2 separate regions of the Mus musculus genome follow, and region 1 is linked to region 2. Evidence: chromatin loops called from intact Hi-C (ENCODE). Cell type or tissue: left cerebral cortex. All regions are shown on one strand. Links, peaks and the distances in the headings refer to the core of each region. The heading gives the core; the rest is flanking DNA.

The links. A loop is a pair of places that touch in the nucleus more often than their neighbours do. Peaks named below come from ENCODE experiments on the same cell type or tissue, not always from the same donor. Only the 100,000 strongest peaks of a DNase experiment are listed, where the experiment ranks them.
Region 1: a loop joins it to region 2, with 3 times the contacts of the local background. A loop is called at or near these places in 10 of 42 quality-filtered maps.

The regions. Positions count from the first base shown.
Region 1 is chr1:16,121,464-16,136,902 of GRCm38, forward strand. It overlaps Rdh10 (retinol dehydrogenase 10 (all-trans)), which reads left to right. Exons shown (of 6, transcript NM_133832.3): 3 at 6,702-6,800; 4 at 7,733-7,878; 5 at 9,612-9,743; 6 at 9,831-11,087. The coding sequence ends at 9,954. Among named protein-coding and RNA genes, the nearest start is that of Rdh10, 23 kb to the left of the region's middle. In left cerebral cortex, for the core only: no CTCF peak of the experiment used is centred there; a DNase peak (open chromatin) is centred at 8,823.
Region 2 is chr1:16,297,337-16,312,775 of GRCm38, forward strand. All of the region lies in intron 12 of Stau2 (staufen double-stranded RNA binding protein 2), which reads right to left. It overlaps C130013N14Rik (a long non-coding RNA gene), which reads right to left. Exons shown (of 2, transcript XR_003947751.1): 1 at 13,619-15,439; 2 at 1-8,902. Among named protein-coding and RNA genes, the nearest start is that of C130013N14Rik, 9.7 kb to the right of the region's middle. In left cerebral cortex, for the core only: a CTCF peak has its summit at 7,763 (motif pointing left); a DNase peak (open chromatin) is centred at 7,709.

The DNA.
Region 1 (15,439 bases), core at 4,907-12,906, 170 kb before region 2:
TATAAAGTTTGATCATTCTATTTATTAAGCAGATACCTTCAAGTCTGTAAAATTCATAGAATTCAGCCATTTATTTCAACAGACAGAGTGTAGCGTGCCACCATTTGTACTCTTTGACTGTATTAGTGACTTATCCTATTAGTCTTCCTCACATAATTAGCTACATTTCTGGTGCCTTAAAAAGTTTTCCCCACTTTGGTTCCTGAGTTTGGGGTTGAAGGCAAGACCCTGAGAGGAAGAGAGAGACTATGTCATGGGGTAGGTGAGTCATGAAAACATGGCCATGAGGGCTAGCCAGTTAGAGTTAAGAGCAGCCCAGGTGGAACATGGTAAGTCATAACTTGGGGTTACTGATGGGGAAGTAGACATAATAGCATAGAGGGCAGATATCTATCCAGATTTAGCTCTGATTAAGGCTTATTATAAATAATAATAATAAAAAGTTTGCCCCAAGGGCTGGGAAGAAGGCTTGCTAGGTAAAGTGCTTTTGAGGACCCACATTCAAAGGCCAGGTGTGGCCCACATTTCTAATCCCAGCATTAGAAAGATGGAGCCAAGTAGATGCCTGAAGCTCACTGGCTGCCTAGCCTAGCCTTATTCATGGAACCCAGGCCACACACACACACACTCACACGTACACACACTTGTACACATACACACAGAGTTTTCACTGTTGACTCAGAACTTTTCCAGGAGCAGTGACCAAGGCCTCCCAGGAATGCCATCAGATACCAGATTCCATGATAGTTTTGTAAACAAGAAGAATGTTCTTTTGTTGGGCCTGATAAGGACTCTGGTAACAACGCAGTAGAATGAGCAAAAAACAAAAACAAAAACAAAAAAAACCCAAAAACAGGAAAAGCATTAGCTATTGTTAGGACTTAGCATTTCTGTGTGAAGTCTGTGCTCAGTGGGTTCTTCGTGGCACTCTTCATTTCCCTCTTCCTCTTCCTCTTTATTTTTTTCCTCCCTGAAGTGTATATCATGCTGTCATTTGGAGATCTAAAAAACCCTTAACTATATATGTCAGCGCTATTAATCCATTTTCTACCATAATATACCTCACAATCCAGTTTTGAAATGAGTTTCTACTCTTCTTTGAATATTCAACTAAGAGACAAATACTTTGAGAAAAAAAAAATTTAAGATGGCTTTTCTGAAATTGTTCTTAGAATGGTCTGGCAATTGTACAAAAAATATAATGTGAAATCATTTTTTTCTTGAGAGAAATTAATTTTCCCCTTAGTGTCTGTGAACCTGAAGTAGCTCAGATCTGTGAAGTATATTCTGAGTGTCTAGCCTGTACCTCCATGGTCGGATGCCTCCCCAATCTCAGAAGTCAGATTCTGCTGGGTCCCACATTTCTTCTCAGTGTCTTTGGTTGAGCCTAACTTGTCCTGACACTGCAGCTGCAGGCTGCATGCTGCCCAGACTGTCAATAAGAGCACCAAGAGCAATCTGGACAGCGGGCTGTTGAAAGTTAATATGGTGTAACTGCGGCTTTCAGAGATTCCTCAAGCTGTGGCATGCTGAGTACAGCCACTTGCCCCTCTGTCAGGAAGGCCCTGCTCAGAGTGTAAATGGGTCCTTTACAGTTCCTTGCCAAGTGCCCAGAGCTCTGCAGGGGAGCCCTGAGGAGCTGTACAGTTTCGTGAGATGCCAGTGTTCATTCAGCAGGGCTTGTTTGATTGCTTTCTTTCCCTTCCTTTTAATCATCCACAATTCCTTAGCTGCCAACAAGTTGTGGTATTTGAGGCTTGTGATAAAATTAATCAGAGAATATTGAAGCTCTGTCTTTACACTTTACGGTATGAGCCAATTATTAAAGAGCTTTCATTTTTTTACAAATGAGTGTGTATTTGGGATTAGGGTAGGGGAGGTGGACAAACACTAAACAGAAACAGACCTGGTATCTTTGCAACTGTAACACACTCAACTCCCTTGTTTCATATAAGAGTTGTTGGTATTGTGGTCCACTGGGACCAGCAGGAACATTAGATTTGCTCCTGGTTTTGTTTATGGACATATAAACAAGAAGATAGAAGCAGACAACAGTTGTCTAAGTTAAGTCAGGATTTAGCAAGCCTTATCAGGTACCATGGGCATCAGTCAGCTAACGAGTCCAACCAGCCATACTGCCTGAAAGACCCATCTAGATTCTCTGTCTCTACAGATGACTCAACACATGCTTGATGGTCAGTGGACTCTCTGAGATCAGACAGGGAGCACACGCTTGGGTTCATGCCTGAAGTCACTTAGGTATAAGGCCCCGATTTGCCTTGTTTGTACCCATAATGACTCTTTGAGACAAAGGTAGAGAGTGAACCTCAGCTTGAACTGACTGGTGTCATGGCAACTAGAACTTCACCTTTTGCTGGTCTCCACCTCACACATGCTACAACATTTGTGCACATTAATAATTCATTACAAAGTGCCAGGTTTCTTTGTGCTGTCAAGCTGTGTCAAGGACAGAATACACTGTGCTATCTCAGGTGCCATCTAGCAGAATGTAGAGGGCAAGAACTATTAGAAGGGGAAACCAGTCGGCTTACTTTTGAGAAAGACATGTTTTCTAGTCACCCATTTTCAGTAGTTTTCTTACAAAGTTAGAGTTTCTTACAAAGTTTATTTACTAGTGTGCCTCATTCCTCAGGTAAGTTTGCTTGAGGTAAGATGTCATTGTCCATATCCATTCAGGCAGCAAGGAAATGGTTAACAACCATTTCGAAGTCACATGTGCTGACTTCAGCGGGAGCACAGGCTGAATGCACCTGATTGGATTTGCCTCTGAGTTGTCCCTGCTTAGCAAAGGGAGGCCTGGTAAGAGTTTTATACAAGTGACAGGACACCTACAGGCTGACTGTGTGGCCTCAGGTGTCTTCACCTCTTAGTGTCAACAACCGCATGATTGTAATGGGCATCATCAGGAGTAGTGATTTCTAGCTTCACCTACAATAGGACTCTTTCTAAGCAAAAAATACACAAAGGCCCATTCCGTTTCCCTCACGCAGAGCTCTGCGCTTGTTAGGTGAAGAAAGCATATGCTTTAAATTGAACATTGGCCCGCTGTTACTTTAAAGATTAAAATAAAAAAGGTTCATATCTGAACAACACTCCTCCCATATCATACTACTAGCCACTCAAATAATTCTCTCCAATAGTGTGTTTGTAGTGCACACATAAAGACATTAATTACCTGGCCATATTTGGACTGCTTTATTTCTGCCCACCTCCCTTAAACACAATGTAGCTTCACTTTTTGAACAACATTGCAGGTGGGTGGGATGGACCAGGGACACCAGAGCAAAATTAGACCCAGATCATATTGTTTTTATACTGTGTAGCAACTGTCTTATTTGCAAGGTAAACTTTTAACTGGCTTACATTTGATGCACAGGTAAATATAGAATTCTGCTCAAAGACCAGAATGCAGGCATGGGATCAATTCCTGTCTCACTAATTGCTGCTTGGCCAGTTCATTACATAGGATCTGCAAATAATAGATGCTGAGGAAATGCTTATTCCTTGGACACATTAATGTCACCAGACTTCTTTTTTTTTAAGATTTATTTATTATTATATCTAAGTACACTGTAACTGTCTTCAGACACACAAGAAGAGGGCTTCAGATCTCTTTACAGATGGTTGTGAACCACCATGTGGTTGCTGGGATTTGAACTCAGGACCTTCAGAAGAGCAGTCTTAACCACTGAGCCATCTCTTACCAGACTCCTTTCTGAAAGGAGGAAAGAACATTAATCAGATTCAGAACTTTGCAACAAATTATAGTTGAAACCTAGTTACAAATTTGTCAATATGCTGTCACCTGCCTTTGGTCTGTGCTGGGGGCCTGGGGTAGTTGTTTATCCTGTAGACAGGATCCTAGTTCATGATCCTTGTCTGAATCTCACCTCTGGTATCTAGGTCTTCAGTCTGCAGCCCACCATAGCCGCTTAAACAAGAGGATCTGATTGAGATTTTCCTGATGTTTTTGACTGTGTACAGTTTCGTAGAATATAATGCCAAGTCCTTGTACAGTACTACAGTAAGAACTTCTAAAACAAAAAGTTAAAAGGGCACTAAATTTATCCCTTTCCTAGTGTCTTTCAACACTAGGCAAACTTAATATAGACAATCCCTCTAGCTCAGAATGGTCTGACTTAGGCTCCTTTTACTTCTGATGATTTGAAATGATAATATGTTCAGAAGGAACTGTGCCTTGAATTCTGATCTTTGTAATTGCTCTGCCCCTGTGCCCAGCTGACACACGTGCTCTGAGCACACTAGAAGTGAGCTAAGATAAGCAGGAGTGTTCAGTAGATATGGTATAGCAAATGTCCTTTCAACTTACAGTGAGTTTATTGGTAGGCTCATAAATCCTTGGAAGTGACCTCAGATGAACATGAAGAATACATTTTCCTGGAGCTGGGGAAATGATCAGTTGGCAAGTGCTTGCTGTGCAAGCGTAGGTTTTGGGTTTGGGTCCCCAGCACCCTCCTAAAGGTCAACTACAGTGGTGTGAATCTGCTGCTGTTAGGGTACAGGGACATGGATGGAGTTCACCATTCAGCCTGTAGCCAGTCAGTAAGATCTGGGTAAGTAAGAGGCCCTGTCTCAAACACAAAGATGGAAAAGCAATAGAGGATGACACCTGATGATGACCTCTGGCCTCTGTGTGCACGCTGTGCACCTTAACCACCCCTTCACTGACGCCCATGTATACATACAGAGAACATTCACACGTATATAAAGTTTTTAAATGAGCAAAGCAGAAATACAAGCTTAGGCTTTTTTTTAAATCTAATCTATAAATACTAATCTTAACTAGATATTTAGAAGATGTAGAACTCTTAAGACTTTATACTATTTTCTACCTTAGTTTGGAATGTATATGCTCCTCTAAAACTACTTTATTTCAGCTCTATGACATAGCAACCACATGTAAATTTTAGAGCCTATAAATGACCTGAAGTTCTTTTGAGGTATCAGACTGAGCAAAGTAGTATTAGAATCATAACTGCCCTGCTCCTATTTACAAAGAAACACAATGGAACCAAAATGTTGATGTTTCCGACAGCAGTTGTGTGCTGGCCCTGTGCAGTATGAGAGGGTCAACCCCAGTATGTGCAAGGCTGACTGATAGATGTCTCTGGGCTTGTTGGGACAGTCAGACAAGTAACTATAAAACAAGCAGAATCAAAATACTAAAATATATAATGATATGTTAAAGTGAACGATATAAACTACCACTTTGAGAAAATGAAATAAAGTTAAGCTGGTCTAGAATACTTTTAGAAAGCATGGCCTGGCTGTACTTGAGTGATGTGCATGCTATATAGTGCTCTGGTTTCAATCTCTGATAGCACATACACAAAGATGAAAATATCTTCCAGAAAGAATTATCTGTATTTTAAAAATTATTAAAGACATTATTAGAGATTCCAGGGATATAAAGTCTTTAAAACTAAATAAATAAGTAATGAATATTATGTGTTGGTTTATGTAGACAGGGGCAAGGGCAGCTGAGAATGAGTTGGGCATGGGTTCCAAGCGGGATGGGGTGCTCTGTGACAGTTCGAGAGACAGGCTGGGGAAGACCTTGAGATGCTTGACCGACACTCATTTGGCAACGGCTCCATGAACTCAAGTGTGGGAAGCTTCAGAATTAACAGCACCACTGCTTTCGATCTTGTACACACGAGTTATCCAAACATGAGAAATCTATGCTCAGGGTTGATACTTTCGCCAGGAAAGTGTCTGAAATGGAACGCAGTTCTTCTTCAAGTAGGCTGTGTAGTGTTTTGTCTTTTAACTTCATAAATCCTAGGGACCAGCATTGGCAATAGACCACAGCTCAACAGTAGACAGATTGCTCTTTGCTGCTTTCTTTTAAGAAGCAGGTTATAAAACTGTTGGGAGCCTGCTGGGATGGTTTATAAATCATCTTAAGCAATTCAAAGGATTTTTGTTTAAATAAAGTCCTGTGTCTTGAAGAGACAGGAGTTTAGTAAGAAGCCTGTGCCACCCTTGACTCTGCCACCCTGAGCGGATAGACTTGGAGTGTGATCCCCCAGAGTGCCCAGGTACCCAACAGTACCACATTTACAGCCTGGCACTAATATTTCACTGAAATGGTGGTCTGTGCTTTATAAGTTTTATGTTCTAAAATACCTTACCTCCTGCTAGTCCACTTTGACTGTAAACCTTGGGTGCCAAGTCAGACTACAAGGATGGCTCTTCATTCATGGGAGTGTCACCATGGAAACATTGCCATGAAGAAATCAACACTGTGGGGCGCCTGCTGGTAGGTAGACTGGCGGTTGCTCACAGACCAGAACATAGCTAAGTCATGGCATGAGCAGAAAAAGGCCTCTGATCCAGCAGTGGTTCGGATTCGTCTGCCGCTGTCGCTTGAAAAGTGATAAAGAGCCTTCTCCTAATGACTTTCTTTTCATATCTGGACACTCGACTCTCTTGGGTTACAGCTTTGTTGGTCACGGCTTATAATAGGCCCAGCGGGGCAATGATACGGTGCTAAGTTAACCAGACACTTAAAGGAGCGTCTCCTTTTGATAGATGTAGGATGTTTCTAAATGAACTGGGAAATGTAATTTTTACGGCGCAGAGACTGTTCTGTGATCCTGGGTTTTAGAGGAGATGTTGACATATCAGTCCTAAAACCTATATCTTACTTCTTTCAGACCACTAAGGCCTTTCTTCCAACGATGCTAGAGATTAATCATGGCCACATTGTGACGGTCGCGAGCTCCCTGGGACTGTTCAGCACTGCTGGAGTTGAGGTTTGTCAGCTCAAAGGCATTTTTCTCATTCATGCAGCTTATTTTCGGTGAGCACATCACAAGAAGACCTGCTGCCACACATTCTTGTCAGCTAACGGTGCTTCCCTCTAACACAGGACAGCACAGTTCTCACAGGGCCGCTTTCCTTAGCAGCTTTGCTGATGGTTAAGATACAGGGTCAAGATGGGCCCATGGAGTGAGGATAGATAAGTGAGGTCAAAGGCTCACATTCTTTTTTGGTCAACCAGCCAAAAGTGAACTGCCTGCTGCTAGCTCATTAAGTGAGCTTATGGCCAGCGGCAGGTGCTGTGCACTGGTATAGAACTGGCTTTCTTAATCCCTTCTTAACTGTCCAGATTATACAACATTGTTCCGAAAATTGTTCTAGAAAATTAAAAACATCACTTCTTGCAAATATTTCTTATCATATGTTCTTAGGTTCTAGTTCAAGTTCAGAAGATGTGGTACTATTGCCATTTTAGCTTCGGATCAGAATAGCTTATATCCCCAGTTAGACTTGTTTTTGTTCTTCTTGCATTAATGTAAACAAACAGGTTTTTCAGTCTCCTCCACTAAACAAAAGACCATTTGTAATTTTCCAAGCACTTCAAAGGGAAGCTCCCTCATTTTTTCATTCCACTCTTTTAGCTGTCATAGAGCCCTTTTCAGTGATTTCCTCCAAAGAAACATGATACTTAGTTGATGTGGCAAAAAGTATTCTTATGTTTTTGTCATTGCCTGGAAAGTGTTGTTTCTGCTTTGAACCACATCAGAGAGATGTATACCCTTTAAGACACCTTCCTTCTCTTTGCTTCCTTACCTATAACCTTTTATAATAAACATCTAGCCAGACAGGACCAAGAAGCTGCAGATTGGATGGGAACATAGGCAGAGACTCACTAACCCTTTCTGTTCTCTCTTCTTTTGCTCAGGATTACTGTGCCAGTAAATTTGGAGTTGTGGGTTTTCACGAGTCTCTGAGCCATGAGCTAAAGGCTGCTGAAAAGGATGGAATTAAAACAACTCTGGTTTGCCCTTACCTTGTAGACACGGGCATGTTCAGAGGCTGCCGAATCAGGTCAGTGGGAACCCATCTTCTACTGATACAACAGAGTAACATCAGAATGATGTGTGGAGCTCATCTTCAGTCAGCCAGTCTTGCACATGAACTGTCAGTAGACACTTTAACTGCTTTAGCCAAGTGTGGCAGCACACATCTGGAATCAATAGCACTTCTTGGGGCAGGAGCAGGGGCAGGGAAATTGTCACAAGTCGAAAACCAGACTAGTCTACAAGATGAGTTCTAGGCCAACTAGGGCTACAAAATGAGACCTAGCTAAAAGAGAAGGGCAGCTAACCTGTAGTTCCCCCATTCAGGTTTGTGACAAGGCTGTGTAAGATCACAAGTGAAGGTTTGAAGCCAAGCTGACTCAAGCTTGCTGGGATTACTTCAGAATATCTGGCAGAATGGGTTTCTCTCCGTCTTCAAGGAGGACCGACAAATGTCCAGGATTTCTCTTAGATGCTGTGTCTGTCCTTATGGTCATTTGATTTCTCTACTGTTATGATGGTTACAGCGGAAAGTCCTTAATGTGACTTTAATCTGGATATGAAATAATGTCACCCATACAAAGGATTAACATGTCATCTTAAAGAGACTGTCACGCTCCAGATTTGAAAGCTTTTTCCCCCCCAGAAATTGTGTATAGCTAGATTCAACTTGATTAAGACAAATATGTTTAGATTTACTAACAGTGAAGTGGAATTCCCCTCACACTTGGGAGGAGGCATATGAGAATCTAAATACATCAACACTGGGTTTTACTGGAGGACTATAACTGTGACTCAGCAGGGACACTTGTGAAGACTTGCTTGGGTGAATTTGCAAGACAAAGGACAATGATCAGGACTGCTGGTTTGTTGGGGACTGTTCTTTAGACTTAATGAGTGGAGCTAGGGACGGAGAATGGTTGAGTCATCCCACTCTCCAGCTGGCAGTAAGTCGAGACTGAGACTTTAGCTCTAGGGCCTGGGATGTGGCTCAGGATTGGGCATATGCTTAGCATGTGCAAGGCCTGGGTTTGATTCCAGTTCCAACAGGAAAATGAAGAGAGAAATGGAATTGAAATCTATGTCTGCCTAGTATCCTTTGCAGATGCCTGTGTGCTTCTGGTGTGTTAGTTTGGTTCTGGGTAGGAGCCGTTGGTCCTGTTTTCCACTTAGCATAGTGGCAGGCCCAAAGTCTGGAAGCTATGAAAAGCAATCGGTAGGAAAAAGATGTGCCATTGTTATGTACTTAGCAGACGTTTCAGTGAATTAGAAAGTGGTCCTTTACCTCAGAGACTCCTTAGAATACAGCTTAACATCCTCAGCCAGCATTGTGAGAGGTGGGTCCCTGACAGTCTCACACTAGACAGTGCTGCTTGGTTGCTCCTGCTCTGTCTCAGGCACACCTAATACAGCAAGCTGTGCTGCTGCTGGAGTTTAGTGTTTATGATAACAAGTACCTTTCTAGTCAAGGAGAAGAATCGGAGTCATTTGAAGTTTATCTTTTAAGGCATCTCAACAGCCTGATCTCGTTTTTACAGGAAAGCCAACTACTTTTGCTTATTTTTCTCCTAATTGGTTTACTAGATAATACAAATGGGGTTTGTTTATAGTAGGAAAACGTGAGTCAAAACAAAAATACCAGAAAAGAAACAAAGTGTTCCAAAAATCTCATCCCTCAGTTGATGTCACAGTATTCTGGAGTGTTGTCAGTCTTCTATACTGTGTTAATTCTAAATTTCATTTTTGAATGTAAATTTTCAGAAAAGAAATTGAGCCCTTTTTGCCCCCCTTGAAGCCTGATTACTGTGTGAAGCAGGCTATGAGGGCCATCCTCACTGACCAGCCCATGGTCTGCACCCCCCGCCTCATGTACATCGTGACATTCATGAAGAGGTGAGTGAGGGCCCGGCCCTGCCTGCCTGCTGCCAGACCCCAGGGAACATGTGGCCTGCCATTTACTAACTGCTCTTTCCTTTGCAGCATCCTTCCTTTTGAAGCCGTCGTGTGCATGTATCGATTTCTAGGAGCGGACAAGTGTATGTATCCCTTTATTGCTCAAAGAAAACAAGCCACAAACAACAATGAAGCAAAAAATGGAATCTAAGAGTGTTTTTGTACGGAGTGCCGTTTCTATCAGGATAGGTGGTCCGTGCGCATCAATCAGTACTGACGGTCTGGATTCTAACCCCATGCCGACTCTTTTTTTTTTTTTCTAATCAACTTTTTAAAAAATAAAGTGTAAATTAACTGACTAGTGTGCTTGAAAACTGTGAGCTTGGGTTTTTGCCAATGGGGTCTTTTCTAGACAGGGCCCTAAAAATGAGTCCAATATTTAGACAAACACTATGTTACATCATTATTTTTTTAATGAACATAAAGTCTAGAAATGATGACTACAGTGTGTTTCACGTGGGTCCCCACAGAATTGATTCATTCATTATCGTGGAAGCCCAGCCAGCATTCAAGGACCGACAGTGTAGTGCTCTGTTGTGTTCTCGGTTCTTCTCCTGCAAGCCTGGGTGGCTTGCTTATGGTGTCTGTGGATTTTTTGATGTCAGTTTGAGATCAGCGTAGTCTGAGCATCACAATGAAGGCCACCAGTCTCTTTCTTAAACTTACAGTGACTAAATATTGGGTGATTTTCAAATTCAGTCTCTGAAATACTAAATTAAATGTTTAGAGACCTGGTTAATCCACGTTTGTACATTTTCTACCTGTGAATCTTGCTGCATATAGAAAGTGCCCTTTCCTCACGGAGCTGCAAACTTGTGTTAGGGGAGGAAGTGGGGGATCTTGTCTACAGGACACAGCAGCTCCACAGAGATAATGGGAATTTCTGATTAAAAAGTCCCCGTACTTGTGCCAACTTTAATTAGCTTGGGGAGCAAATCTTATATGGAGTGTTGTGGAAGGGTGGAAAGATTTCTTTGAAAAGTTTATTCACATTGTAGAACAGCAAATGACATTTTTACAGTATTTTTTTGTAAAGCAAACTATTTTGTGCCTTGAATTTGGTATATGTGTATTAGTGAAACATTGTAAAAGTGAATTTCTACCTCTGTATCTATGTGTACCATCCTCTTGTAAATTACTATGAACTACTATGTGATTGCTTCTGTTTGTTCGTTCTAGGATGTCTTTTTTAAATAGTGACCAATGTTTAAGGCTGTTAAAATAAGCCAACTTTTACAAATCGGGATGTTTTCTAAAGAACTGATTAAATACGTACATAACTGAGTTTGTGGTTATTAGCTATCAACCTCATTATAAGGCAAAGCATTCTGAGGTCTTCCCCTGCCTATCTTATCCTGCTTACTCAAAGAAAATGTTTGAATGGGGTCATAATTAGGGTGGGTTTTGCATACTCCAATCTCTAGTCTCACCATCTGCCTATAGTAGGTTCTTCACCAAGAGCTTGTTTAGAAATGGGAAGAGAGAACAACCCCACTGCCTGTATTAGTGTGGGTGTCTCTGTTACTCCACTGCCTGTATTAGGGTGTGTGTCTCTGTTACCCCATTGCCTGTATCAGTGTGGGTGTCTCTGTTACTCCACTGTCTGTTTTAGTGTGGGTGTCTCTGTTACCCCACTGCCTGTATTAGTGTGGTTGTCTCTGTTATTCCACTGCCTGTATTAGTGTGGGTGTCTCTGTTATCCCACTGCCTGTATTAGTGTGGGTGTCTCTGTTATCCCACTGCCTGTATTAGTGTGGTTGTCTCTGTTACCCCACTGCCTGTATTAGTGTGGGTGTCTCTGTTATCCCACTGCCTGTATTAGTGTGGGTGTCTCTGTTACCCCACTGCCTGTATTAGTGTGGGTGTCTCTGTTATCCCACTGCCTGTATTAGTGTGGGCGTCTCTTACTCCACTGCCTGTATTAGTGTGGTTGTCTCTGTTACCCCACTGCCTGTATTAGTGTGGGTGTCTCTGTTACCCCACTGCCTGTATTAGTGTGGGTGTCTTCTGTTACCCCACTGCCTGTATTAGTGTGGGTGTCTCTGTTCAGGGATCTCACATTCTGGAAGGGGCCTGGCTCACTGCTGATCTTTATTATGCGTTTGGACTTCTCATTAGGAATGACAACCAACCATGCCTTGAGGCAGTGTAAGACTGAATTTACCACCTGCTGCTTGATTTTCAATTATGGGTTTAAATAAGCACTTGAAGTAATGTTCTAACAATGTTGTGTAGGTCAGCTATTTTCAAGTTATCTAGGTCTTTTCCCACTTAGGCTAGGATATACAAAACCATTCTAGAGAAATCTGTTAATTTAATAGTCTGTTTCGTCAGCCTTAAAGCCAACAAGAATCCTCATTACATTTAATTTTGTTTTCATGTGTTGGAGTCTAATCTGTTTCTATTTTTGTTTGGTTTGGCCCTTATAAAATGGTCCATCTCCAAGTTCAATAAACCTAATTTGTTTAGCTTTTTGTCTTTCATTTCCATATCCCATCCTAGTTTCCTTATTTCTGGGATCACTTGAGTTGTCCACCTGTCTTCCTCAAGGTTATATCCAGTTTGGAAGGGACAGTGTTGAGGCAGGGTGAGGACTACAGAGCCCCGCGAGCGAGCTGTTCTCCTCACCTGGCACCAGATTAGTAGTGCCTTCCTAGTGTGCATTTGTGCGGCTCTGTTGTACTTCCTCAGCATGGAATCGCTTCCACTGAAGCCTCCATACTTGCATTGATCATTGCAGCCATTGCAAGGTTGTTGCTCTGGCTGGCTGATTATCTGTCCCCAGACCCCACCCAACCCCCATTCCCCATGTCCCCTTCACCCAGCTTTCACCTTGAAAGTAATGCTGACTCTAGTGGTCTCTTTAGAAAAAGAGCTGGCTCATATGAGTGCCTAGGGCCACAGGGCTCAAGGCTGACCCCTGAGGAGTCCCAATTCTGTCCCTAGCCAGCACTGGCCCTGTCTTTTCTAATTTTTCAACCAGTTTAATGATAATCATATTGAGTAAGACTCAGAAATCAGAAGTTTCAAAGCTGACAAAGATAAATTCCAACTATTGTCATCCTCTTGATCTACAGGGTTTGCTGCTCTAACACGTAAGATTGGCATGACATGATGGAACTCCATAAAGCCAGGCACTGTGTGTGTGTGTGTGTGTGTAAGTATCCTGTTTTCTGTGTGTGTATAAGTAAGTATCCTGTTTCTGTGTGTGTGTGTGTGTGTGTGTGTGTGTGTGTAAGTATCCTGTTTCTGTGTGTGTATGTGTGTGTGTGTGTGTGTGTGTGTGTGTAAGTATCCTGTTTCTGTGTGTGTATGTGTGTGTGTGTGTGTGTGTGTGTGTGTATAAGTATCCTGTTTCTTTGTAAGGCTATATATACCTTTCTAGTTTTTCCCAAGTTGAAAAAAGTGGCGGGCCTTTTTCAGATTGTTTCCAACTAGCAGAAATTGTTCTAAATTGATGCTGGCCTGCGGCAGGGTCTGGGGAAGCAGGTAGGTCCTTTCTATGCCAGAGTTATTGCCTGCACTGTACCTGCTTACAGAGATGAGTGAGGAAAATCAAAGCTGTAAGGGCCAGAAGTAGCCAGGATTTGGGGTCGGGAGTACAGAGGCCACGTGTGTCCACAGAACCGATCCACCAGCCATCTGCACCGGGATGTGCATGGTTTGCAGTTAATTTCATTGCTGCTACCTTTGTTTATACACACCATGCATGAAGCCTCAGACTCTAGTGAGGTCTCAGAAAGATGGGGTGGGGGAATGTGGCAGCCGACATAGGGTTGGCTGCTATCCCAGGGAAGTCCCAGAAGTTAAATTATATTCATTGTGGCTAAAGCAGAACATAGGGGGAAAATGGCCCCTACTCTCTAAGGAGATTCTATTTTGAGAATAGCCAGCATCCTGGATGAGAACAAGCTCCTTTTGATATAGGAAGAAAGCAAAATAATCGAACTAATGGAATCCACCAGAATTCTGTGGATTCCTGAGACACCGGAAGCCAGAAGCTACTGGGCAGCTGCTTCCAATAGCCAGGCTGATGGCTACCCACTATAAGACGGGGAGCAGTGAAGACAGAGCTCTTGGGCTGAACTACACAAGATTTAACTTGCCAGTTCTCAGGACTGAAGAGCAGCATGCTACCCACAAGGAATCAGCACATCTTCAGTGGAAAAAGCAGACTCCACACAGCTTTAGCAAACTTAGGTTGGGGTGGGCCAGACAATGTATGCCTTTAGCCTCAGCTACATAGAAGAGAGGCTGGCGCAGGAGGAGCAAAAACATTGAAGACTGCTTGGGCTTCAGAGCAAGTTCAGAGCCATTCTGTACAGCTTAGTAAGATTGTGTCTCCATAGAAAATGATTGAGACATGGCTCCGTGGTAGAGCAGCCTTAGCATGTACACAGCTTTGGGTTCAGACCCCAGTACTGGGAGGAGTGAAGGACATTCTTGTTACAGCGTGATCTTCACTGGCCTGTAGCTGGGCATGGAGAAGGAGTTTGACACTGTGATTATAGACTTAGAAGCTGTGAAATAGTCAGACCCAGGTAGGAGAAGGGCAAGACAGATCCAAGGGTGGCAGTAAGAGAATAAGAAGATATGCAGAGACTCAGCTTGGACACAGCTGAGAGAGCCTCAGCAGGTCATAATGACAACTTGTCATTCAGAAGAATTTCCTCTCCCAAGGTGAAACCCAACTAGAAACAATGCCACCCTGCCTGAACCCTAGCCTGAGTCACACTGCAGAAAATTTAGTTTGTCCTAAGAATAAGAGACTGTGTGGCCAGCCCTGGGGGGGAGGGGGGGCAGCACAAGGTGAAGAGCAGTGTTAACAGATAGCACACGGTGTGTTTAATCTTCCACTAGGGTTTCTAGTAACTGAATCCATTGCTAAAACAGCAAAGGACATTTTCTTGCTAAGTGAAACCTGGAAGCTGTTGTTCTCTGGCAATTTTGCTTTCTTGGCCTCAGAAGCAAAAACTGCTTAAATGTGCAGGCAATGTTTCATGATAACCCTGGGGGAAAACAAAATACAGTTCAGGAGTCATCAAATGGAAACATGGTAGCTCAAATACATTCTCTTTGTGTGACAAAACATGAAATGGGACCAGCTTCTATCAATCTGTTCACAGCAATGAGTTCCTATCTGATCCTTGAAGCATTAAACTCGCCAGAGGCCAAGAGCTGCTAAAGCCAGGACCCAGATCAAGATGGATGTGCCTGCCCTCCAGAGAATGCCAAGACAGTCTGAGGCCTCAGTTCAGCTCCTACGTACTCTTAACTCTTCCTGGGTTTACAGTTATTTAGGGTTGGCAAACATTTCATGGCTTGTCTCTCTGAAGATGCTGAAAGACACATGACCCCTCCTTCCAGAAAGCCTTTCTTCCCAGGTCATTTCTCGTTTACCTTGCTCTGTTTCCATGGAGAGCTTAACATAATGCCTTACTTCCAGGAAGGAGCACCTAACAACCTTTTTAGCTGTGGCTGTTGAAATCTTTGTTACCATGAGCCAAAAGCTAGATTCTTTGATTAGCAAGAAAAACAAAGCATTGTCAGCCCAGATTCAAAGCTTGAGGTTTTGCTGTCAAGGTGATTGAAACCATGCTGCTGGGAAGATGTATGTGCCTAGCAACCAAGAAAAA
Region 2 (15,439 bases), core at 3,249-11,248:
CAAAGGATGTGTAGGTACGAAAACCTGCCTTCCTCCCTTGTGGGTTTGTCAAACAGTGTCATATGTAAATATATGTGTGTTCAGCCGTTTCACTCCTAGAGACTGATCCAAGGGAAATAAGACCATCTTGGAGCAGGGCTTGTGTAAGAATGTTTACAGCATTTGTATTCACAATAGTTGGAAACGAGAAATAGCTCATAGGAAAAGAGATGGGCAAGCAAGTGGAGTTTATAAAGCACAATACTCTTCCATAGCAGAGATAGACAAATGATGCTACACTCACTAGGGATGAACCCCCAAACACTCTGGCAAGTAATCACCTATACAGCACACATCCCATACAAGCTCATATATGTGAGTTTCTGTTACTGCCAAAAACCATACTGGGTGGGAGATGGCACCCCAGTGGCTGCCTTTGAAGGTGGTGCCCGAGGGAGCTGAGGGGCTGCCTAGTGCCGTGCTAGTGCTTTTCATCCTTTACACCCTCACAGCAGGTGCGCAGACCTCTGTCAACTGGCACATCTCATGGGAACCATAAGCAAATATTGAACTGAAGTTAAGGACCCATGTGCTGAATTCCTGTGGTTGGCATAGAGCACACAGATGTCTGCCTGCCAGGCATCAGGGTCAGTTGGAGATTAGTGGAGAATAGCTTAGACAGGGACATGTAATGAGCACATATAACCAAGTCCTGTCTGTGGGCAGGTGTGACATTATCAGAGAAAACCCTTTCCATTTCTCTGTAAATGGTTATTGACATCTGTATGTACTGGAATTTAATATCTGTACCACACATTTTGGGACACAACTAAATAGCATTGAATAAAACTGAGTATTAAGGTGGTGGTGGTGGGGCAGATGTGTCTCTGGGATGGAATAGACATTTCCCAGTCAACAGCATCTCCCTCCTCACTCCCTGTCCTGCCCTAGTCCACATTTGTGATTGTAGACTGTAAGCACGGATAATGTTTTCCCAAACTGATATTTTCACTTCTGTCACTGGTAATTCCGTATAAAACACAGAACATTAGAATTTATTCATCTGCCCTTGGCAAATGTCAAAGGCTATCATAAAATTAGTTAAATCTTGCTAGTTGATTGAGTGCCAAAGTTTTCCATATTTGTCAATCAAAATAAAAGTGCAACAGTTCTATACTCTATCAAAAACAAAAACAAAAACAAAAAACAAAAACCCTAAGACATAGCTCATAGTGAGGTTTTAAGAATTAGCTAGAATAATAATAAAATCTAAGGCATGTGAACTGTAACTAGATACATTAAAATTACTACAGTGTGACACAAGTCTGGTTAACAAACAGCATTAACAGTTTCACTGATAACTAACTTACACACCTGCAGAGGAATGTGACAGTCTATGATGTTGAGCTGAGGTAGAGAAGCAGGGATCACAGATATTTCAAAGCTTTCAGGCCATGTGCAACCAGAACACAGACTCAGAGTTCATCGGAGGTTCAGATTTAAAACCTACCCCATGGGTCTAAGAGCTGGCTCAATGTTGCTCTTGCAAAAGACCCAGGTTTGAGTTCGAGTACGCACATGGCAGTTCACAACCATCTGTAATTTCAGTCCCAGGGTACCCAATGAACTGCTCTGCTCTCCATGGGCATTAGGCATACATGTGGCTATGCAGGCAAAATACCCATATACAAAAAAAATCATAAAATAAATGTAAAAAGATTAATTATACCTTGATACATTTTGTCTAAGTTAAGTCTAAGTAATTAAAGGATTTCATATTGATGAATTATAACAAATATAGATTAATATTCAATTGTTGGCAACTTATGATTGGGAAAGGCCATCTTCATTAAGAAAGATGATGCAAAGGTGGTAATTACAGTTGAGAAGCGTACTGTATAAGCCACTAGCTATGCACTAGTCCTTAATGCCCATGACTTGGTTAGTACTTGTATCCACTAGCTATGCACTACCCCTAATGACTACAACAGGATTGTTACTTGCATCCACAAACATCTTCTTAAGTTGTTTTACTTTGCTTTCAAGACTGTGTCACACGGAGGCCAGGCTGGTTTTGAACTTGTTACAAGAGCCAAGGGTCCTCTAGAATTCCTGAACTTCCTGCCTCTGTCTCCTAAGTACTGGGATTACAAGCATATGCAACCACAGTCAGAGGCTGCTTAAGTTTTCAAGTATTGAGTGTACAAGTATAAACAGATTAGCAATAAGTGTGTTATATCAAACATTACAAAAATCATGAGTATTCTCCCCGATACTTCTATAATTCCCAGACCACTCAATTTTATAATAGAACAGCAAAGCAGAACACTTGCGTATTTATCATCAAAATTACATGACCAATTTAAAAAAAAGTAAAGTAAGAACTTTTTTCACAAGTAAATAAACCATTCTGCTTGCTTTATCAAACTATAAAAGGTATTTTTTCAAATATCTAAAACCTGGTTCACTAAACATAGGGAACAGTAATGATACCAATATACTTACCATAAATGGCAATACAACATATTGATTCATCAAGGACTAAAGAAAGACACACTGTGTTTATAAATCTGCCATTTGGAAATCATGTCAGCTTCAGTTAACCTTCTAGTGATCTACATTAAAGAGACCTTCAGCTGAGCTACCCAGCCACAGACTGTCCTGTTTCTGGGGAAATTAGGCAAATATTAGTGCCATGTTGTCACCTACAGTTCATCTACAGTTCATCCAGGTAACATATAATTGTGCACACATACATATGTGTATGTGTGTATGAACAAATATAATCAAAGGAAAAGAAGGCAACAACTTGAGGGTATTGGGGGCGTGAAACTGGGTTTCTTGAGAGAGTAAGTGGGAGGGAAGAAAAGCAAGGGAGAAGAATATAATTCTATTAATTTAAAACATCTATAAAAGTTTAAAAAAAAAGAAATATGCCCAAAGCAAGTCAGCTTGCTAAATATAAGATCAAAGAATCAAGTCTTAGCCTCCATGGTTTCCAGTGATCCCATAAAATCTAATCCTGTACCTGGTAAGGGAGTGTGACAGTTAATTTTTGTGTCAACTTGGCTAGGCTCTGGTGGCCAGCCTGCTCAGCCAGAGGCTGGTCTAGATGTTCCTGTGAAAGCACCCTGTAGCTGTGATTAGCATTTCCAATTAGCTAGTCCAATCAGCATCCATAAAGGCAGGCCTTCCTTACAGCACACAGCCTCTCAGAGGGAAAGCTGAGGATTCTTGGAAAGGAAGGATTAAGCCTATGGCACACTAAAGCTAGACTCACCCTGAAGACTTAATCCTCAAGACCACAGCATCCATTCGACCTGCTTCCAGACACCAGCCTACTTTATAGACTCTGGCCTCATCAGAATCATGTGAACCAATTTTAAAAAATCAACCTCTCTCCTTTAAAGAAACAGGTTTTTGTTGATACAAATAAAGATGTGAAGACATCAAAATGTAATTAACAGTGCAGCACATGAAACTGGTTGATATACAAAAAGAACCAAAACTCCCAGGACAAAACCTTGGCTATCACATAGCACAAAAGGAATCAACAGAAGACAAAGAGCCAAAGGTCATAAGGAGAGAAGCAATCTTAAGTGGAAGTTGAAGAGGGGCCTTGTATGTGGAAGCTTGTAGAACGTCGGAGATTGTGGCCAAAAGAGTTACAATGGTGGTGGTGGGGAAAATCACACAGTCCCATCTTGCAGTAAGTAAGAAGGAAGAGGGGCATGAGTTTGGCAGCTGAGGAAGAGGGAATTGTACTAGAGTTCTAGGCAGAGGCAGGGACAGCAAAGTTGGGATAAAGGAAAAGGAGCCACTGAAGAAGATAATGGGAGATTTCTGGGAAACCAAATCCCAACAGTAAAAAGATTTTCCCAGGAGATGGGCTTTGAGCATGGGGCAGAGAATAGCTTCAATTAGAAAGAAAACACCTTTATCTAGACAGAAAAAGACTTTTTTTGAACTGTGTGCAAACAGAGCTCCTTGTCTTTATCTTAGTAATTCTGCATTTTTCTCAGGGAATTCAGAGGGAGCCAATACTGACTCTCATTATACTGTGTCCTGTGTACATGTGGTGTGTGTGTGTTAAAAAATGTTATTAAAGATAAAAACATGAACTCCATTCTCTGTCAGCCCACAACTCAGGTAGTATGAAGGATGTTTAGTTGCTAAATAGAACATTTTAGCTATTTGTATTTCTTCAGTTAAATATTCATATTAGGCAATAGTATATAATATACAATCTTTAGATACAAAAATATGATTGTTTCTGCCGGAAATAATAAAAAATTGTATAGCCATCTATTTTTAAAAACTTGCATAAAATTTAAACAGCAGCACTAAAATGATGAGTTTTTTTTTTTAAAGGTGGTTTGTTTTATTTTTCATTTGTTTGTTTGTTTGTTGGAATGAGGGTTCTTTGTATAGACTTGGCTGTGCTGGAACTCCATCTGTAGATCAAGCTGGCCTTGAACTCACACAGCCTGCCTCTGCCTCCCAAGGGCTGGGATTAAAGGCGTGTACCATCACTGCCTAACTAAAATGAGTTTTTAAATACATAGTCTGCTTGTGTTTTCAACGTTAGCAACAAGAGAAAAGTACTATACAGCTATTGAAAGGTAACGCAGTCTAACTGTAGCACATGCAAATGTTTCTATGAACTTGAGCTCAGGCTTGGGGTTAATCTGTAAGTTTCTGCTTTTGTTTTTCTTCCCTGTGACTATTAAAGCAATGATAAAAACACTACGTGATTTTTTCATAACGTTTGAGGTAATTTACAAGTTTTCTCCCATTCTAATAATAAGGAGATGAGTGGGTGGAAAGGGAATTTTTAGGTTCCAATGAAGCAGTCACTAAACGAACAGGACAACTTTACTTAGTCCACAACTGTTTTATTGTAACAGCAATCTTCAAAAGCAAAACAAAGGATCCCAGTATGATTGGACTTTAAAACATAAATAACCAATTTACTGCACCACTAATGATACACAATAGACGTCTTTGCAGGACCCACTCAGGCAGATGTCAGCTGCCATATACTTCAAAGGAACAAAGCTGGTAATAAGGAAATGCTTCTTTTGTGCAAACTTTCCTTCTTAAAAATTGCCAAAAGTCTCTTAGTGAGATGGATACCAAATAAGAGTCCTGAATCCTCATTAAAGTTTTATTTACTAAAACAAAGAACACAGTATTCTAGGTATCCAAATTGCATCTTAAGTAATATTATGCTTTTAAATGAAATTACAAAGAAAATGACTATTAGTGGCAAAGTATGATCTATTTCAGAATCGTGTATTTATACTCAATGTCTTAAAATTTTAAAAGTCAATTGAATTTTTATCATGCCTCATGCTCCTAGCAGTCTCCAGATGCCTTTTAGACAAACTCTCTGTACATCCTCTATAGAGTGTGTAAACCAAATGATTCTTAAACTTCAAACTTTAAAGGTAAAGGCTTAGGTCCACCCTCCCTGAGCAGTCTACAGTGAGGTTCCATGTTCCTTAAGGAAGAATTGTAGACTTCTCTTTGCTTTTATTTGATTCACAAGTTTTAGCTTTCCTTGGAGGTGTGGGTGGGGCATATAAAGATTAATAAGTATTTCTGAAACTCTATTTAATGAAATTATTGTTCCTTGACCAAGACCATATGTCATTACTGTTTGGCCCACAAATGCCACCAGAAATATAAATGTAAACTAAGATATTTCCAGTTATTTGTTGTTTGTCTCTAGGATTAACTAATGATGGGAAAGTACCTATTATCCCACAAAGGAACAAGACGGAAGCTTCTTGTTCTGCTGGCCACTGATGGGATGTCTAAAAGGAAGACTCTGGAGACCAGCCTTGAGTCTTCTCCAGTGGGGTTCAAAGATAACCTAAATTAACTAACTTGTAAATATTTTTCTTCAAATTGGAAACTTTATGGTTCGTGCTTCAGAGGTAGAATGCTGTGTTTAAGATCAAACATTGTAAACCGAAGAAAATCTGTAACACAAATGAACTGTCTTGACCTATGACAAAGAGAGACTTCAGACCCATATACATACATATCCTCACAGTGTACACGCAAGGAATTTAATAAAAAGTTATTGCATGACTTAGCTTTTGTGTTATCTTTTACTCTGGATTATTCTTACTTGAGTAGTTACTGAAGTAGAAAAAAAACCTGCTACAATGTAATCTTTTAAAAGGAAACAACAGAAACGATTAATCTCCCAGTTAGCAGCAAGAGCTGCAACAATACAGTTTGAGGTGTTAAGCAACTACCTTGAAGAAGAAGTTTGGGGACTGATGAGATGGCTTAGCGGTTAAGAGCACTGACTGCTCTTCTGGAGGTCCTGAGTTCAAATCCCAGCAACCACATGGTGGCTCACAACCACCTGTAATGAGATCTGAAGACAGCTACAGTGTACTTACATATAATAAATAAATAAAATCTTTTTTTAAAGAGGAGAAGCTTAACTGTAGGCAGACACAGGCACATCATAGTGAAGTCTACAGGATGCATCACTTGGCATGAAATACTATGGCACCTGAAGGTGCTTTATAATGCAGCATTGCTGAGCAGATCCTTACTCCTCTATTGAGCGATCAAATTTTAAATCCTCCAAGTCAGTGAGCAAGGCTCAATACCTGGAAGACACAGAAGCCTCTGTTGTGAGTTCTACTAGCTACATAGATGGAGGAGCCTAAAATGAAAAAAAAATTAATGAAATAGGGCTTCTTTTCATAAAACTGATCTAAATGATGGCCAACAATTTTAAAATTACTCAATCACAGAACATCGAAACATACTGCCTCTTGTTTGAAAAGCAATAAGTGTTCCTAATTTTTTTCCTTGCACAGAGGCATACCGAACAACCAGTAATTGAATGATGTATAATGACTACCTGCTTTTTAAATTAAAATGTTAAGCTGAAACAATTCAAGTATTGAGCCTGTACTTGGAGGTAGAAACTGATAGAATGTGCTGGCTCAACTTGAGCTGTCTCCCTTGAAGTGTTCTGTAGGATGCTGCCTGCAGGGAAGGTGTCACCAACTCAGCAACACAGTCTACACCAGAACAAAAGCATAGCCTGCTGCCCTTCAGAGACAGCAAGAGACAGAAGGACAATGCAGAGGACATGTGCAGAGAAAGGACAGGAAAGGGCTAGTGATGTTAACATGAACATAAGAGTATTGTTTGCCCACTTCTACAACCTCTGACTAGGACATTTTAAAAGCTCCAGTTTGTACTGGCTGTTTCTTTTTGAAAGCATATTCTCAGATCCATGAAACTGGTAAAGCTTACAAAAACTTTTTATATTCATAAAAGCCCAGGTGGGCTGGCAGCTGACAGAACTAGGTTAGAAATGACTTCTGAGAGCCACCCTGTCACTGCTATGAGACTCACTGTCCTAGTTAAAGTGGGGTCTTCCATAGCACCTTCTTAGGACCTTGGAACAAACACGTCGATGATGGTAATTTTCAGTATTCCCGGTAAAATCAATGTTTAGAGCAAAGTATGATGTTTTAGAATTGTGTGCTTTCATTTGATGTCTTAGAACTCAGCTGTAAGTGGTTTGCGTGTTTCGCCCCTGTGGACCCCTGATACCTTCCTGGTGACGCGGATTTCCCCACGTGCACACACATGCTGGCACTCTTCTCCTTCCACATGACAGGATCCAGGGCAGCTTGGACTCCCTAGTCCCAATGGCTAGTGTGTTACAAAGTGGTGGCCATAAAGACTCAAAGTCAGGGTGCTTCTGTCTCTCCTGCAGCTTACTTTTGCCACCTAGTGGGGGAGGCCGTTCCAGGGTCAGGTTGTGTGTTCTGTGTGAGATTGACTTTAGATAAGAAAACGATTAAACACTTTTCTTTTAAAAAAAAATAATACCTTAAATTGCCCGGTCCCGACTCTACTGGAAAACAACAACAACAACACACACACAAGAAAAAACAAAAACAAAAAACAATTAAAACAAAAACTACTTTTCACTACAACAATTAGCCTAGAAAATTCTGGGCATTTTGTTGTTGCTGTTACTTGTAATTTTTGAGGAAACATTATCCTTTCCTTGTTTCTATTCTCTCTTTCCTTAGCTAGTAGGCCTTACAAGCTGAGGGTCTAGCTTACTCCCATCTCGTTCTGAAGGCAGAAGTGCAGATCTACACCGTTATCTGTAGTTTTCAGAGATCGCGCAAGGCAAGTCTTCAGTTATTTACCGAGTATCCCCACATTTCATGTGTCAGAAATTGATGTCACCATTCAAAATAAACAAAGTAGCCATGTCATACCACACTAGTATACCAGCTGTACTGGCTGGTTTTGTGTGTCAACTTGACACAAGCTGGAGTTGTCACAGAGAAAGGAGCTTCAGTTGGGGATGCGCCTCCATGAGATCCAACTGTAAGGCATTTTCTCAATTAGTGATCAAGGGGAAAGGCCCCTTGTGGGTGGGACCATCCCTGCGCTGGTAGTCTTTGGGTTCTATAAAAGAGCAGGCTGAGCAAGCAGGGGGAAGCAAGTCAGTAAGGAACATCCCTTCATGGCCTCTGCATCAGCTCCTGCTTCCTGACCTGCTTGAGTTCCAGTCCTGCATCCTTTAGATAAGCTTGACAGTCTGTACCCAATAAAGCCACCTAGGATTTTGTCAAGTTTGTACTAAAAGTGTCAATTTGGGGAAGCGTGCCAACTGAAGAGTAAGGTATTTTCTAATCTGTGGAGATCAAACGCCCGCCATTTGTTTAGAGATTTAATTCCACTCAGCAATGGCTTTGTTTCCCACAGACAAGTCCTGGGCCTCCTTGCTTATTGATTCCCATGTGCTGCTGTGTGCTTCTGAGGTCTTACATATCAGTGTGTGGCTTCATCCAGCCTTTACCATCATAGGATTCACCGGTCCAGATAGGAGCATCTTTCTAATACAGGATCCTGTCGACTGCAATCAAGAGAAATCTGTTTCTACTTATGTAGATCAGAAGCTTTCTTTCTCTCTCCTTCCTCATTTTCTCTATCTCTGCCATATCACACTGGCTATAATCATAAATATAAGGTTGTAGAATAAGTCCTGCCTTGTTCTTACTGTTATGAGGAAAGCATTCAGTTTTCCCCTAGGAAGACAACAGTGCCTAGAGGGTTTTTGGTAGATGTTCTTTATCAAGTTAAAGGAATTCTTTCACATTCTGAGATATTCAGTTCTTTCAAAACTAAAGAATGTTTAGTCATTAACAAGGAAGGAATGTTAGGCTCAGTCACAGCCACCAAGGCAATTAGCATCCATTGGGGAGGGACTAGGAGGAAGCCTTTCTCCTCTGTATGTCTGCCAGCCCAAGCTATGGCCACCATAGTAGCTTCTCCCTTGCTCCTATATGAAGACTGTCTGCCCCAAAGAACAAACTGCGTGCCGTTCAGTGCTGCTTTCTACATGCAGCGACTTCATCTCAAACAGCACATGGCCCAGGAGCTCCCAGCGAACTTGGTCTCTGACCCTACACAATTTTGTTTTAATTTCCATGCTCTACCTTGTCTTATAATGTTCCCACACATGGCTTTTAATATGTCTTCCAATATCTGCTCTGTCAACTCCTAGAAGAAGCATTATTAAATGGGTGAATTCTTCTACCCCTTACCAAACTGGAGTCCATATACCTCCAACACTTATGTATTTTAAACAGTTTGTGAGTTGCTTTGAAGTTGGTTCCAATGATTTTCTGTATGTACTTTGCTGTTTCTCCATGTTTTTTTTTTTAAAGAAACTTTTCAGAGTAATTTTAGGTTCATAATAAAATTGAGCAGAGTTTCCACATAACCCATGTTTATCTTTATAATTAGTTTGGAGTTTTTTTTTTTTTTTTTACAAAATTGGAAATATTTCATAGCATTTAGAAAAGTAGTGTATATACAACTGGTGTCTAAAGGTTCACAATTGCTAAATGAACAAAGTAAAACATTATCAACGTCACTTTGGAATGTTTTCCCATGAGAATTTAACTCTTGAATTGATCTTTGAAATCACAATTGATCTTAAAAATAATTAGCATGGCATAAAAAAAATCAACCAATAAAACTGGATATTAAGGGCTGGAGAGATGGCTCAGTGGTTAAGAGCACTGACAGCTCTTTCAGAGGTCCTGAGTTCAATTCCCAGCAACCACGTGGTGATTCATAACCATCTGTAATGGGATCTGGCACCCTCTTTTGGCGTGCAGGCATACATGAAGGCAGAATACTGTATACATGATAAACAAATAAATCTTTAAAAAAAAGTTGAGAGTGAGTCCTTTTGCTTGCTCAGTGTTGGAGACTAAACACGGTGCCTCATGCATGCTAAGCACACCCTGTTCCACTGAGCACAGATGCTACCGTTTGATCTCATGTTGGTCGAGCGATGACCCTGCTTACCAAACAGAAGCAATATGACCTAGGTTTGCTGGTGACATACTCCTGTCTTATCTACAAAGAATAATAGATGGCATCTTTCATTGCCACCTTGTGCTTATAATTTAATTTACCTATGTTAAATATTTGGGGACTTAAATGGTATAAAGTAGTTTCCATCGGAGGATGCAAAAGAAGTTCCAATGAACTAAAGATTATTTTAAAATGTGTGATTTGAAAAGGCAATGCTTGCCAGCACATAAAGAGAGCCAGCCAAATAGCAATCAGCCGTGGAAGTACAGTACTCAGATTCTGAAATATAAGCAGTATAAGTATATATAAGTATATATATATATATATATACAGTATATATAAGGTTTGTTCAAAGAGGAATTTTGGACAAGGACAAAGAGGCATGACTTAATTGGAGGTGTATTTCAAAGGGAGAGAAGGTTTCTGGTTTTCAACTTTAAAACAGTGGACTAAATCATGCACACTGCATAATCCAATTTTACTAGGAAAGCAAAATTAGGTTGTAAATGTGACCTCCAGTGAGCAGTAATGCTCTCAAATCTTTGGCAGAGGGAACTATATTCCGTTGATTGTGTCTTTTAAAAAGACTATACAGTTCTCTACTCTAGATTTCACATCCTTTTAGCCAATTATACATACATGGCATTTATTGGTTTAATAATATACCAATGTGAACTGTTCACAAAGGTTTTTTAAAAAAATCTTTGAATAACATCTTACATGCAGATAGAAATGGTTAAGAACCCTAAGTTCTTACTCATTTTTTTTTAATTAGAGGGGACATTAATAATTAGAATACTTAACTAGAATTAAGGAATTACAGGTATGGGGTGTTATGCAGCTCCAAAATTGGCCAAACGTATTCGGAACTCTAGGGAACGTCCGCTGGTCTGAAATTGTGAGTGCAAATCACCTTTGTAGACATAAGCTGTGGGAAAGATGAAGCCACAGCTCCTGGAGCTACATAAGACAGCTACACTCAGTCTTTTTCATAGTGGAGTTGAGAAAATAAGTTTTTATACATAAATTATTATCTATTTTGCTGATAAAAACTGGTGTTTTATTTCATTTTTCTTTCTCATCCCAGGGGAAGGGGTAGTGGGAGAAGAAAGCAATGAGCAGGTTCATGGATTCTGACTATAGTCCAAAATAATTTTACAGCTCAAATTTATAAGTCACTCATGTGCACAATACCACTGGATGTATATAACCTCTTAGAGATGTAGCCATGCTGTATCATGCAGAAGGGAAATTATGAGTCAGTTATAGAGTGCAGAATATTTTCTCTTCCCAAACTTTCCCTACAGCTCGCTGTTGCTTCTAGAAACTGCTTAAGCATCTGAAATAAAAGGTCACTATAGAAACAACTGAATAGCTTGTATTACTTACAAAGAAGTCCAGCTATGAAGCATTTCTAAATGGAATTTCAGCAAGGAGACAGAAGTAACCTTTGCTACAGGCAAACTCTCTTTCATTGCTCTGATGAATACTGATGAAGACAGAGTTGTTTATTATTTCTTTAGAGGGATAAAATTAGTTTCCTCTGTGAGTAAATAAATCCAGAGTCCACAGTCAAGTCTACTGTGCTAGCTATCACACAGGTAGTATTCCCAGGGCACTGGCTCACACTCCAAGAATGAGCTCTGGCCACGTTTAACATAACAGAACAGCTGACACAAGACTCAAAAGCTAAATGCTTTTTTAAAGTTTTTTTTTTTTTTTTTTTAAAGTCTATGGTTGAACCCGCTTTTCTACAAAGGGGTAGGAAATCAATACAGAAGGTTCTACAGGATGCAAGACCTCTTAGGCCTCTTAGAATTCCTTATCTCTGCCTTGGGGTAGGGAAGTGGTCAAAGGCAAGACCAACATAAACAGCACTAGGTCTGTCCCCATAAATATATTTATGAGCACGAAGCTTGAATTCCACATAATTTTCACATCATGAAATTTTATTTCCAGCCACTTTAAAGTGTTAAAGACATTTGTAATTTGGGTAGCAGAATGAACTTGGCCATGGGTCATGTATACTGATTCCTGATCTAGTACACCAACATGTAATAACTATATTGAAAAGTAGTTTCTGGTGATGCATCCTGAAGTGAGATAGTTTTAAAGCTATGGACTTCCTTAACTGTTATATTTGTATAAAATCAAAATTTCATATATTAAACATCAACAAAAGAAATTTTATTTCTACAATGAGATACATATTGGATGGAGAAAATATTCTGAAATGTAAGAATCAAAAATATTGAAGCATTTTTTCAAAATAAACCATATACTCACTTGTCTTTTAAATGCATCTCCATTCATGTCCCAGTTCATTAAAAACTAAGAAATACTCAAGTTAATTATTTTCCAAAGTCTTTGCTCTGGTAGCTCCAGAACCTGACAGGGACAGTGACAACAAGCATGGCCTCCCCATGACATGTAGCACTGACTGATCAATACAGACCTGCCAAAGGGGCCAAAGGTTAATGCTTATTCTCTGCTAGTGACATCATGAATGCAGAACCTGTCGAGGCTCCCTCTGATGATCACTGGGATCTCGTATGCTGCAATGCCACTGAACTATATTTTATATTGATAAAGAGTTGTATTTGTCTTAATCAACTGTTGCTGAAGTGTAGGATGCTTGGCATCATTAAGATTCTAGGAACACAGTCTTAAGTCATACTGCCCAGTGTCCCATTGGGCAGAGGCTAGAACTAAGACATGGCCCCAGTATTTAAACCAAGTAATTCAGACACCAAGAAAGACAAATGCATATGAATGATAGGCAAAACAAACAAAACAAAACAAAAAAACAAAACAAAAAAAACCAAAAAACAAAAAACAAAACAAAAAACCCAAAACCTAAAGTCTGTAAATAGCCCAGGAGAGCCACTAAAAGGCATGTAATCCCTGAGTAGAGTTACTTCAACATGTGGAATTATTATAATCTTTACATTAAAAAAGTCTATCTAGAGTCATCAGAAAAGAATGCTTATAGGTTGAACACTCTCATATCCATTTTATTTTAGATATTCTGCAAAACCAAGCTCCCCTAGTTTTCTTAGGAATCCAATTTACTTCCTTCCTATAAACATGAACTGAATGCCTCCAAAATGCCTAGGAACAAGAAAAAAACCTCAAGAAGATAACCATGAGAGAGAAAACGGGAAATGGTTTGGTGAGTGAGCCCACGGGCTAATGTAAAAATTACAGAAGAGTGTCAGATAGATGGGTCAGGGGTACTCCTTACTCTGGTGGAGGACGTTGGTTGGTTTCCAGCACCCACAGGGTAGTTTACAAGCATTCATTAACTCCAGTTCCAGGTCATTTGATGTCTTTTTTGACTTCCACAGGCATGATGCACATTGGGGGCAAACACACATACACAGAAAATAAAAGATGGAAAAGAAATTAAAACACAAATTTGGCTTAAAAAAGACAGAAGATTCTTACTTATACTCACAAGTTTGAGGATAGCCCGGAATAATGGCTTGGTTGGATGTGATGAATATAACAAAATTTAAATTAAAGTTCCTCTATGAGCCAGGACAGAACGGGCCAGACAGAAGGAAAAGCCCAGGGAAGACACAAAGGCAAGAACACAGATCCCCGTAAGTGTGAAGGATGAATGTGAAGACAGACAGGGACTCACCCCTGTGTTCTTGGGTTTCAGCCTATGCGTCTGTACTCTCAGACACAGAAGTGACTATTGAAACAGAATGGTCTGTGAAACGTGGCCATGTGAAACTTGGGACAGGTAAAAAAAAATCCAACCATAGCTCAGGTGTGAAAGGAGGCCTTGATCTCAACAATCTTCAACGCTGGTTACATGGTAAGTGGCATTCTGATTTACTGGGGTGCTGATTATCCTTCACAAGTCAATCTGTTGTCACATAGGAGACACAGCATTACACATCTGTCCAGGTGTCTGCAGAGAGGTTGAATGAGGAGGGAAGACACACCCTGAATGTGGGAGGTACTATCTTGCTGGGGGCAGGGGAGCTATGCTGGTGTTGGCCTCTCTGCTCCCTGACCATGGATACAAATGACCAGATATCTTACACTCACTCCTGTTGCCACAGCTGCAGCCACCTCAAGAGACTGCTCCCTCAGACCCTGAGCCTCCATTCTTAAGCTGTTTTTGTCAGATTTTAGCACAGCAAAGTGAGAAGTAACTAATACATGGGGTTAAAAACACACTGCTGAAAATTTAATTACTTATAAAACTATGGCTACTAGAAATGTACTAGAAATCTGTCCCCTGAGGTTTGTCATGGTGGCTAAGTACCCAACAGTGGGGTCATCATTTTTCAGGCAGTCACTAGTTTTAAAATGGGGAAAGGGACAACTCAGCATTAGAAGTTATGAGGGAAGATGGCTTGAGAAGTTTGCAGTACAGATGTATCTGCTCAGGACACAACCCATATGTCTCTCTATGTCCATGTTGCTGGGACCCAGAGACCCAACTTTCCCAAGCTCTGAGTGAAGTGGAGGGTGGGAATAACTAGAGCCCTTGCTAACATCAATCACCAAGCCAAGAGTCCACCCTTCTAGGAACCACTTGTCTGTGAGAGAATGTGGCTGCTTATGCCTAGCCCAGCTTGAGCCACGTTTCCTGCCCATCACATTCACAGGCATCCTAGATGGTACTCTCAGATGGCTGTGCCCTCGGAGCTTCGGAGTAAAGGCATTACTCTTCAGACTTTCAGCAGTATCAGCATTCTGTGTGCATCATCACAGGGTGCATCATTGCTGGAAGGAAGGCTTCTCTTTCTGTTATTTTTAAAATATCATATGACTATAAGACTTCATGGTTTAATTACTCAGGCCAATGGAATTAATGTCTGAGCAGAACTTAATGCACAATGGAAGCCAGATGTGCTGGCATACAACCTATAATCCCAGAATTTAGGAGACTGAGACAGGAGGATTGCCAATTTGAGGCCAGCCTAGGTTGCATGGTGAGACAGCTGCCATCAAATCCCCAACTGATTTGCAAAAATGCTACACTTCCTGATTGTACTCTCAGTTACAGTGAGTCCTGGCCAAACCGTCCACAAACACAGGGTAG